Regions from separate parts of the Mus musculus genome. Here regions 1 and 2 are each linked to region 3. Evidence: chromatin loops called from intact Hi-C (ENCODE). Cell type or tissue: left cerebral cortex. All regions are shown on one strand.

The links. A loop is a pair of places that touch in the nucleus more often than their neighbours do. Peaks named below come from ENCODE experiments on the same cell type or tissue, not always from the same donor. Only the 100,000 strongest peaks of a DNase experiment are listed, where the experiment ranks them.
Region 1: a loop joins it to region 3, with 5 times the contacts of the local background. A loop is called at or near these places in 3 of 42 quality-filtered maps.
Region 2: a loop joins it to region 3, with 5 times the contacts of the local background. A loop is called at or near these places in 2 of 42 quality-filtered maps.

The regions. Positions count from the first base shown.
Region 1 is chr15:68,575,967-68,579,966 of GRCm38, reverse strand. No RefSeq gene overlaps it. Among named protein-coding and RNA genes, the nearest start is that of Gm25987, 93 kb to the left of the region's middle. In left cerebral cortex, no CTCF peak of the experiment used is centred here; DNase peaks (open chromatin) are centred at 282 and 1,592; H3K27ac peaks cover 793 bases.
Region 2 is chr15:68,515,644-68,519,643 of GRCm38, reverse strand. No RefSeq gene overlaps it. Among named protein-coding and RNA genes, the nearest start is that of Gm25987, 150 kb to the left of the region's middle. In left cerebral cortex, no CTCF peak of the experiment used is centred here; DNase peaks (open chromatin) are centred at 803 and 2,007; H3K27ac peaks cover 2,368 bases.
Region 3 is chr15:68,432,753-68,436,752 of GRCm38, reverse strand. No RefSeq gene overlaps it. Among named protein-coding and RNA genes, the nearest start is that of Mir30d, 93 kb to the right of the region's middle. In left cerebral cortex, no CTCF peak of the experiment used is centred here; DNase peaks (open chromatin) are centred at 4, 571 and 1,686; H3K27ac peaks cover 1,699 bases.

The sequences.
Region 1 (4,000 bases), 140 kb before region 3:
GTAGAAAGAAGAGCAAGTAGCACACAAAATGTGTCTGACACTGAAACTTTCAACAAACTTCAGTTATGGAGTAAGCAACTAATCATAGGAAGCCATACCCAATGGGACTCTAGAGGCCCCATCTGCATCAGCTGAGCTCCACAGAGGTTTCTGCAGAGCACATGTGTGAGTGGGCTTAGTGTAGCACTTCTGATGCAGCCCAGCTGTCTTAGCAGCTCCATGCCCTTTCTCTTCTTTGAATGACTGGAACTCCATCTGTAGCCCTTCTAGTACCGTGCCATGGCTTGGGGGTGGTACAAGAAGGGACTTGCCATTTGGGGACATATGCTGTTAGGTTCTTAGCCAAGTTTCACCCACCCCTGAGAATCAGCACTTCTAGACTGTCTGACCATCCTACTTCTCTGCATCATCTGCCTCTACCTCCCACTAGTTGGCCCTCCTGTCCTTAGTGCGCAGGCATTGTTAGCTAGGTAAGAAGATGATGTCACACAAGTTTTTCTAGAGTTTCCTTAAGAAATAGAGTGTTGGGAAGGGAGTCTGAGACCTACATTCTTTCTTTATGTCTCTTCCATTGCTAAATAACTTATCCTGTTTAATGGGACAGCCAGAATTCTCACTCTGGTGTAACCCAATATCAAGGTCTCTCTTTGGTCCTTGGCTACATTATGATCTTACAATGACTAGGTGTATAAACTCCTTAAGTACAGTTTGGATACAATCAGTGGCTAATGACAAGATATGATTAATCAATGGACAGAAGTTAGAATATGAGGCAAAGAAGGAAAGAGAAAGGGCAACAGGACATGTGAAAGCTATCTAAGCCTAATGTTCAAGAACAATCTAGAGACCTTCCCATGGAATCAGCATGTTTCTTCTGAGCAGAAATGTGGCAAATGGGCCCAGAACATTTATATATTAAACTTCTGGCTCATCATAAAGGCATGGAGCTTTATGAACCTCAACCAGATTTCTATGAGTCTCCTCCCTCATCAATCTTGCCTCTTGCTTTGAGTGAGAGTTCCCTGCCTGCTGCCTGCTAAAGCCCTTTGCCTTGCTTTCCTTTGTTATCTTTAACTCTATGACCCAGGCCATATCTAATGCAGATATTCATGAATATGCAATGTGCAATGTTTTCTCCTATCACAGATCAAAAAGGACCCTGTAGATGACTAAAGTCCAAAACACAGCATGACACCTGGTCTCCTCTCTTTGGATTCCTCTTTGAAGCCACGGAGACTTAAAGAGAAAAATGTTCAGTGAGTCCAGATGTGCAAATCAGAACACCCCACGGCCTGAAAATTTGAGGATCGGGCTTTCCATTCAAGAAAGCAATCCCTTCTTTCCCCTCTTTGATCTTGTTATGTACAGATAATTCTTAGAACCCTCATCCTTAAGTGAGGGGGAATAGAAGGGAAAAAACTGTCTCTGACATCTTCAGCTGAGAAGAGAGTTTAACTCCACCAATGTTCATATGTCCCATGAATCTTTTTATATTCCATCATGTCTAGACACAGGGGCAGGTGACTCACTCTAGCTGTCGTGGGAATCACCCAAAAGATGTGAATTTAAGCCTCCACACTTAGCATAGAGGACCCCCCTCAATCTCTTCATTACTGTTGTCTTGGCTCATCCCCTACCATCTGTCTTGCTATTTATACTTAAGTGCTCCTAGGCTTGTAGAAAATGCCTGCAGTCCACAGTCCCTGCTGGTCCTAAGCTTGGGTCTACTCATCCTTCCTTCCAATTCTTTCCATGATGGATGCCTACCCAAACACCAAGAATGTTTGCCCATACTACCACCTCTACAAAGCCACTCTTCCATCTTTCAGTCATACTTGACTAAAGGCCTACATCCCACAGCATGTAGGTGTAAGTGAAAAAGATTTTGTGGGTATTTTTTAAATTATCAATTAAAGTGTGCCTTTCAAAGAAAAATTTTCAATACATAATATTTGTATTAATTCTTCTGAATTGCTTGCATGTATAAAATATATTTTGACCATATTCACCCTACTCTTCCTACCTCCTCAAAGATCCAACTTTCTACCTACTTTTTATTTTCTTAAAAAAAAAAAACACTGAGTGCAGTTAACACTGCCCATATATACATAAGATTCCCATGGTCCATCTACTGGGGACCATGCACTTAAAGAAAACAAACTCTACCTCCCCTGGACCATCACCTGTTAATAGTTCTGACAGAAATAAAACTGATGTAGGTCTTATATCCATCCCATAAATCCCTGAAATTCTTATATTTGTCAAAATTCAGGAATCTTTAAAACCAATGTTAAAGGCTTTATTGCATAGCTTTGTATAAACTGAAAGACAGTCAACCATATGATAGGGAGGAAATGAGACTTCTTCCTCAACCCTTCAGCTAAATTCTAAATGTTCTATAACAAATTGTTTCATGATCAGTCTAAAAAGATATGACCATTGGCATAATGGCAACACAAGTATTACAGAGGTAACTACCTGCTGTCTGGTTGAATTTAAGGTAAACTCCATAGGAGGAAACAGGCCTACTACAGTAAACTTGGCCAAAAAACCCAAAACATGGAGAAATTATTTGGTAGATTAATTAATCTAAGTGCTGAATAGCATTGGTTTTGAGCGTCCTCCCCATCCTGGCCATATCAGACATAGAAGTTGTCTAGAAAGTCACAACTGGCAGAAGCCTGGAGCTTACTCCTCTAAGATTTCTGAGATTGTCTAAGGACAGTGATCTTTCTATGGTGGGAGTGGGTGGGTAGATGGGGAAGCACCCTCATAGAAGCAAGGGGATGGGGGATGAGATAGAGTGTTTGTGGAGAGGAAACTGGGAAGGGAATAATTTGAAATGTGAGGGAAATAAGGGAAAATGTGAATTAATGGATGGGGGCTAAGTGGGGTAAGAGAAGGCAGGAATAGCAGAGGAAGGAATGTGGGTGGAATAAATAATATAAAGGATGCTTCAAAGGCTATTATGTAAATATACTATTTTCTATGCTTCATAGCTACATGTATCACATAAAAGAGTTCTATTGGAGTAATCCTACAGGTATAAAGCTCCTGTCAGAGCCAAACATAGCCAAATAGCCCAGTGCCAGATGTGGGATGTCACCTCACTCCTTGAGCTGTCAGTGAAGGAAATTCTTTTCATCCCCACAGAAAAAAAAATATAGGCTGCTTTGGGTTTCCCACCTGAACTTTTCTGAAAACCATACATGTTGTCATATTTCTCTATCTCCTCTCCTACCAAGATATCATCACAGAGGCAGGTTGCACCTTCCCTAAACACGAAAAACACATCCCAAGGAACATCTGTGGTCGACCAGCAAGCCACTGCTGCATCTGTTTCCTCTGAACTCCCACAAAGACTGCCACAGGCATTGTGGTGCACTCACTACCAGGGGCAGCATCTCTATAGACAGAAAATCGAAGGGTACCTGGAAAACATCACTTTTGTGCTTTCAAACCCAAGCAAGATTCTGGGTTATAGAAATCTTGGAAACCTCATGATAACTTCCCATCCTCCTCATTATGCAGAGAAATATCAGAAGATATGAAGGAGGCTGGGGAAGGATCCACAATTTCCAAGAGAATAAACACCATAGCTGTCTTTTATGTCCTGTCTATATTATGCAGTTTACAGGAGGCAAACCTACAATCACTTGTGTAGTAAAACATGACGAGAACACTGATATCTGAATGAATGGAAAGGAAGGTGCATACAGTTGACAAAGTTCCCATCCCCGCTTGGGCATGCAGCACTGAAAGATGAATGTTAGGAACAGGTAGTGTCCTCACTGCAGACTCATGGATCCAAAATATTCCTATCAAAGTCTAGAGTACATGTAGCTAGAGACGAAAGGCAATTAGCCTGAAAGAGAAGGTCATTGGCAAGAGAGGATTGCTAGTGTGAAAAGTCCATTATCTTGATAAACTTTGACCTTTCCTGGTTTGCAGCATAGGACTGGAAAAAGTTAGGCTATATATGAAAAATTCATTCTTAATA
Region 2 (4,000 bases), 83 kb before region 3:
AATAAATTTAACTCCAGCCTCCAAATCTGGCAATTCTGGAGTGTCATGCTGGACACCAGGCCAAGTGTGTGAGTTACAAGGATTAATCCTTAAATCCTCGCCTGAACTCAGGGGAGGGAGGTGCCACTATTATCACTGTTGTGAGAAAATTGAAAAATAAAGGATTAAATAACTTTTTGAAAGACACATAGCTATTAAGTAATCAAAATGAAAGGGTTTAGAGTGCTGTTGTAAACTTTAGGAATGGGTTTTCAGATGTATATGGTTATTATTAAGGCCAAAAAAAAGTAAGAACTCTTCCCTGTTGGGAAGAGTGTGATCCAGTGTGTATTTTAATTTGATGCGTTCCTACACAAATGGAAAATGGCAAAGGATTTTGAGGAGAGGCTACAGCAGTGCTGGAGAAAATATGGCTGTGCTCCTGAGCATGTGGAAACACATTCACAGAGTCTTCTTTCAGGTACTGCACCTCGTCTTCATTTGGTGCTTTTTTTTAAGACAGGGTCTCACTATGTTGCCTTGGCTAGCATGGGACTCCTTATGAAAACCAGACTGGCCTTGAACTTACAGAGTTATACTTGCCTGTACCTCCAGAGTGATTATCAACTATTCTTGACAACACCTCTTAACATAGGCATTTATCATGTCAGCCATTTTTTCATACAAAGGCACCAACAAACCCATAAGGGATCTCTTACGTATCTGTGTAGGCACTGTGCATGACTCAAGTCCTAATCCCATTCCAGTCTGCCCCAGGAGAACTGGCCACAAACTAAAGATGCATCCACTCCATGACAGCTTCTCTTAGATCTGGCCCCATGGAAGCCCACCAGGAATATTCTGATCATACTCCCTGCTCCATCCCAAACAGTCTTAGTTATACTTGCTGTTCTTGAATAGTATGTAGGAGTGTTCTCTTTCAGTTTCTAAGAAAGTTCTGTTTAGATGAAAATCCCAATGTTAGCTTAGCTATGAATAATGCCTCCCTAGAGTCTGTACTCACACAAAAGATTCCTTAATGCTATTTGCCTTCCCCTCCACTCAGGGATATTATTGGAGAGTAGGAAGTACAGGTGAGAATAAATTTAGGACAACACCTGAGGATAAATACTCTAGTCCACCCACTCTTACCTCCAGCTCTACATAATTGTGACAGAAGGTTCTGGAAAACTGGGTATAAGGTTCTGGAAAAATGGAAGCAGAAAAAAGGGAAATGCATAAAACAGACTAAATTTCCAAAGTCATGTGGGAGTTCTGATCCTACAGATGGCCTATTACTGAGATCACCCAAACGCCTCAACAGTCAAGCCATTTTCCAAGACCTTCCAGCACCATCTTAAAATTCAGAAGCAACTTTTCTGAAATATCTTTTCTAACATTCTGTTCCTTAAGTTGACAACTGAAAAAAAAAAAAAAAAAGACTAGAGGAAGTAAGCAAGATGGCTTTGCAACCCCAGGGCAACTATTGTACTAGACAAGCTGCATGGATAGAAAGATTGAAACTAAGGTTAGGCCGACCTATGGTAAATCCCAGCCCTACCTCAAGCGGGCTGTGTGTTCCAATAGGACCCGTCCCTCTACCCGCACACACACCCCCATTCAAGGAAAAAGACCAAATTGAGATTGGATGCTATTGTTCTAGGAATTCTCATGTTTATCTGACCAGAACTTTATTTGATTATAATTTTATATGGTGGACAAGTTTATCCCCGTGACAAGTTCATGAACAGTGACAAGTGAGAACATCTTGCCATACTTGATCTGTCAGTTTCAGGGGTCCTGGTCTCACAAATAGAAGTCAGACAGCTCCCCTTGTTTGTTTGCAGGATGGATATAAGAATGATATTGTTTTCCCCTCACTATCTCCCTTTTATTTTTTATCTTGGAGATATTCGGGGTAGAGAGCCATATCTAGTTAGGTGTCTTTTAGAGAGGCATTGGGCCAGTCTTTGGAACTAGGTCACTCACAGAATGCCTACATGCATAGATGTGGAGCCTTCTCTGATTATTTTTAGGCTCTTTGCTTCAGTATCTGTCTCTATAAAGTAAAGACAACACTTGCTTCAAATGAATAGTGTAAAAATTAAATAAAAATAATAAACACAATTACTGTCCATCGGTAATTCCCATATGCTCCCTTCCTCACCGTTGCCAGAACGCTCAGGATCACGTTGGGATCCTTCAGCTTGGGCCTCAGATATTCCATAATTCATGCAAGTCTCTCAGACTCTACAGAGTCAACCCAGTATGGCTGACTTGGAAGTGACTGGAATCCAGAAGACACAATGGAAGTGTGTATGGTTTCTTGATGCAAAAGGTTTAGAATCAACCAATATCATTTCAGTCACATTCATGAAGTGAGAGAAGAGAATCGTGAATATTGAAGAGTAGCAAGATCTAAGTTGTGAGAGGGCAAGAATTGCAAGAATTGGGATCATCATGTGCAATTAGTCTATTCCTTAGCAGCTGTTGTCCCCTTAACTCACATCATCACACACAGCTTCAATCCCACACCATACTAGGATCAACGTTGGAGCTGGGTTTAAGTTAAGACAATTCTACTTTAAGAAAAACAACAGATTTGATGAAACCCGCAAAAATCATCCGTAGGCAAACCTCCTGACACCTGCTCATGGTAAAAATGCCCTCTCTTCCCCTCATTATCCATGGTAATGGTAAGAATGCCGAAGGGGTGTCAACAGCTTGATTTTAAAACTTCCTAAGTTTGGTTCTTCAAGACATAGAGCTGCCTCCTTAATTAGTTCTAATTAGACTCATGGTTCATGTTAGGTCGCAACAACCCCAAAGTTGGGTAATTTAAGGATCCACAAATCAGTTGCATAAAGCCAGCCTCCTGGTTGCCTGGAGGTTGGTTGTTCTCTCTCCATCTCAGTTGTCAGGTAGTTGCCTGAACTCCAAACATAGGTTGATCTAAAAGAAAGGGGGAGACTCTGAGCACCATGCAGGCCTCAGGCCTCTTCACATGAACGGTATTAACTTCCTTCACTTCTGGAAGAGGACAGCACAGGCTAGCTTTAAAAGAAGGCCTCTGGCATCTTTGTATCTGAAATCTTTGAGGCACCTATACTTTGTTACATCAAAGACTTATTGCCACAGGCACCCAACTCAGAAGACCTTGAAGACCATCTGACCAAGTTATACCATTTTAGAGAAGAGATGGATAATTAAGGACCAAGAAGCAAAATGTTGCACCCAAGGATACACAGCAAATGGAATCACAGGTAAAGCTAGAAACCAGATTGAAGGTGCCACAGTCACCAGTCGGACTTAGGTGTAGTCACAGCTTTCCCAGACACAGCTGTGTGACCTAAGACAAGAAACTAAGTTCACTGATTCTCCTGCTTTCAAAAGGCATGGTTTATTTTTGTTAAGGAGTCATTGTAAGGCAGCACACATCTTCTACCATTTTTCTGGAACATAGTAGGTGCTCAATAGGTATGTAAAGATAGAGAAGGAGCTTAGAAGAGAGCTATAGGTATTTTCTAAATAAAACCAGACAACAGTGGCTTTTCCTACCACCCATGAGTTCTTCCACTGAAAGGCAATTTTCACAGGGAGCTGACATAAGGTTGTTCTGTATTTTCAGAGCCTGGATAAGAGGACAATATTCAGCCATGTCATTGGAACAGTGAATTATGCAGGTACAGTTGGTTCATTCTTCCTGGAGAAAGTGAGAAACTCAGAAGATTTACAATCAATGAAGCTCTTTCTCCCTCTTTCACTAGATTAGTGCTTAAATAAGGCAGGCAAAAGACTTAGAAAGTCTGGGTTGGAGCACCAGGTCTGTCACCCATGGGGCATGTAGTCTTAAACATATCATTTAACTTTCTTGCACCACTATTTTCCACTTATGCAAGGAGGGTGATATAAATATGACTTCCAACAAAGGAGAATGGATGCTTGTTTAACACCCAGGCTGACACAGCCTGGGTACCCGTCAATAGGAGCTGCAGCACAAAGAATTACAGCCTTGCTTCCT
Region 3 (4,000 bases):
CCTTCAGCCCAGCCCAATACTCCCCTCACACTAGCTACACACACCCACCTCACTCCCACTCCAGAGCTCCAAAGACTTTACAACAATAATTCACTCTGATTCTCTGGCCCTTCTGTTTTCTAAAGTGAGATGCTGCCTGATGGAATCAGCCAGACCTTTGCTTGGAAAGCCAGGGGTCAAGATCTAGATCTATCTTGAAATCCCTCTGTGACCTTGACTTTCTCTGAAACCATTTAATTATCCCCAGGAGCATCAAGCCTGACTCTGAGACCTCAACAGGGGTGCAGCTGAGATCAGATATGTTTTCAGATATAAAAATGCTTTAAAGAAAGAAACCATCCAACCAATATGATTCGGTGCTTATCCTGTGTGCATCAAACCTCAGTCAGAGCAGAATTCTAAAGCCATCTGAACTCTCTAAGCCTTTAGAACTGTGGACAGGAAGAACAAGGTATGTAATTTTTTGTTGTTGCTTTAGAAGCTCAAAGAAGGACTAGGAAATCGTGACTTCCAACACTCACAGCTTTGAGTTTCTGTGGACAGCTGGGCCTACAGATGACGTCATCTGGCATGAGTGAGAAAACCTCCCTTCAGCAGGAAGGGATTTGCAGGAAGGAAATATCTGTCATCTGTGTGTGAACAAGGGGTGATTAAACGCTCTGCACTTGATCATCCACCTGCAAAATGAGGCTCCATCCCTCAACTGTCCATGGGAGAAAGGACAGGAAGCCACAGGAGGCCATGTCCACCACAATCCTACATTAAGGCCTTATGTGTGATCTCACTATGGAAAATACCATACGGTAAAAGTCCAAGATATACATAGAGGTTTAGAGGCACAATTTCCTATCTCTGCTCACAGTGTAGAAGAAGCACAGCCTGACACATAAGAGGGAGAGGAGTCAATCGACTCACTGGTGAATCTGGATACTAGAACATGACTGTGGTATGAAAAGGATGTTTGCCGGGACTTTTAACAGCCTGGGGAATTGTTAAAGATTGCTGACTGTGATGTGAAGGTATGCGAGCACCTGAAAATAATGGTCACCCTTCAGAGGCCACGTGAATGAAAGGAAGACAAAGCATGAGGCTGGCAGACCCAATGAGGAAGGAGACTTTCTGTCAATCATCTCTTCATCATCTTTGAATCTTAAGATACAAAGGGGCCATCCGTGCTGGTGTAGGGGATGAGCTCTAAACTAAGCCACCATGTCTTTCCAACTCTCAGTACTCACGGCTGAAAGGTTAAAATCAGAGTTGCCTTCCTGGCACCATGCTTGGGCAGCTCCCACAGCTGGGGTGGTAGTGACCTGAAAAGCCAGACAAGAGGAAGAGACTATAAAGCCAGAGAAAGCTCTAACGGGTATATTGTGATCTCAAATGATCCCACTCCACATTGGGGAGGAATCTGAGCCCTCCAAAGATAGGTCTTCAGGATAATAACATGGATTAATGGCATCTGTGGCATTAGAGAAAACTAAACGAAAGATTCCTGGAAGCTAAATGAAACACACAGAATAAATTTTACTGAGAGGCAAATGTAGCAGGATGCTGTGCAGATAAAGTGTCTACATATCATCATGGTGTAGGTGTTAGCCTGGCACCTCTGCGGAGCAGGTGCTATAACATCCCATGAAAGTCAAAGCAGGTGCGGCTCAAAGATACTATGTAACTGTGACATTGAAACTCAGTTTGCAAACTTAGTGTCCTTTTGGTCAAGGCAGTAGGGATACTCCAACAAAGCCTCTGACTAAATGGGTCACATTCCTGGCAGCATATAGTAGGAAGGGGCAAGGATCAATTGATGTCCTCATGATCTAGAGACAAATAAAGGAAGGCTGATGCAAGGTTGTTTCATAAAGCTCAGCCGTATAAGATCTGGACCTGTGAGTTAAGGGAAGCCACCATGTACATTTTAGCCAACCCTGAAGAATCAGGAGAAGGGAATGGGGAGGAAGGATGCTGTGCAGATAAAACACAAAGAAAACTCCCGGTGTTCTCTGCATTTATCTCTGGAAGTTGGGTTAAGGCTACCGACTAGCAGAGGATGATGGGAGCAGAGATGCATGTCTAATTCTAGGGCAAGAGATAAGAAAGCAAGTGTTTCCCCCATCACTCTGCTTCCCTGCTCAGCAAGTTTTAAAAAGTGGGTTGTTAGGGAGGCAGCATAACATGGAACTAGCTCAGCCTGTTGTTACTAGTGAGAAGGAAGTTCTCCTCCCAGATCCACACACTTCCCCTCAGGACCCAGTTAGGCCTCAAACCAGAACACTAACCACCTCCTCCATTCTACCAGCTGCCTTCAACGGGCTTCTCTACACCCTGGTCAAACAAAGATCAAGCCACTCTACTGCTGAAACCTAACCTGAGCAGCTGAGAATCTGGCTCCATGGCGCTCCTAGACTTAAGTGGAACTGTGCTGTATGGTGTAAGCTCTTGCTCCTCCCTCTGCCCCTACATCAGCTAAATGCACAGAAGAGTCGATTTTCCAGGAACAAATGGACAGTGTGGCAGGAAACAAGAACTCCCCAGGAGTATTCTGCCCCTTGTTACCCATGAAATGGTTACATGGTAGTGCAGTAAGACGATGCTATAGGTGATCAGGTGTGTCCCCTTGTAATGCAGCAGTCACTCAAGGATGCACCTACTGCTTCTCATTCTCCGCCTTTTTCCTTTGTCTCTCACACTGACATCCCCACTGCCCCAGGGTGACCCACACAACAAAGGCCTAAGCTAGCTTGTCAGTGCTTTTTCGTGTCTACACAAGGCAGGGCAGTTAAGGAAAGAGGACAGAAAAGAAGCAGAAAAGAAACAGGATCTCTGAACCTCCCAGAAACAGAAGCAAGAATCGCAAGCTAAGAACACGGCTGACATCACTTTACAGAGTTAATTTGCCCTCTGCTATGCTTTCACTTCTCCCTCGTTCCCATGATGATTAGCCAGAATACCTGTAACATGGAAATACTCTAGAGAACCGCATTCCAAGGTAGCAGGAAATACAGAGATGGATGCTGAAGGGATTCCATCTTAATCAACCGTTGACAGAGCAGAGTAAGGGAGAAGTCTGAGTATTAAGTACTCCGTGGCAGTATCATAATCAGGGCAAAGACTGAAACCCTGAGCCTGTCGATATGCAGTGCACACCCACAATAATGAGAAGAACTGTACAGCCAGAAGAACTGGGCTGCTCACTATCACTGCAATTCAAGAAATGCCATTGTGATGGTTTGAATAAGAATGGCCCCCACAGGTTCATATAGTTGAATGCCTAGTCACCAGGGAGTGGACCTGTTCGAAAGGATTACAAGGATTAGAAGATGTGACCTTGTTGGAGTAGGGATGACCTTGTTGAAGCCACTGGGGGTGGGCTTTAAGGTTTCAAAAGTCCATGTATGTCAAGCCCCATATCTTGCCTGTGTGTGTGTGTGTGTGTGTGTGTGTGTGTGTGTATGTGTGTGTGTGTTGATGTGTGTTAGTGTGCGTGTCTGTCTGTCTTTCTCTCTGTCTCTGTTTTTCTGTCTTTATCTTTTTTCTGCACTTGAATCCAATGCCATACTCCCCACCATGATTAAAATGTACTCTGAATCTGTAAGCAAGCCCTCAATTAATTGTTTTATGTTATAAGTGTGACTTTGGTGATGGTATAACCTCTTCTCAGCAACAGAACAATGGCTAAGACAGCCAGTCATGCTGCTATTTTAAAATCAAATTGGGTCCATCTCACCTCATCAGCCAAGAGAGGTGCTGAGCCTATTCTGAGATGAAGAACGGAGGCGACTCTCTTGTGATACAAACACTCAGTGTCTGTTGAGCACTTAAGGTCAGATGTGGTCCCCAACTTTAACTCATTTAATCTTCACAACATTTTGGGTAAGAATGTTAGCATCTACATGTGATTGTGAAGAAACTAATTTTCTAAGGTCAAGAACGTGGTGGGGAAAGATTTTGACTCTTACTGAACCCCTAAGGTCATGCTACTGAGACACTAGAGTGTGCGTGA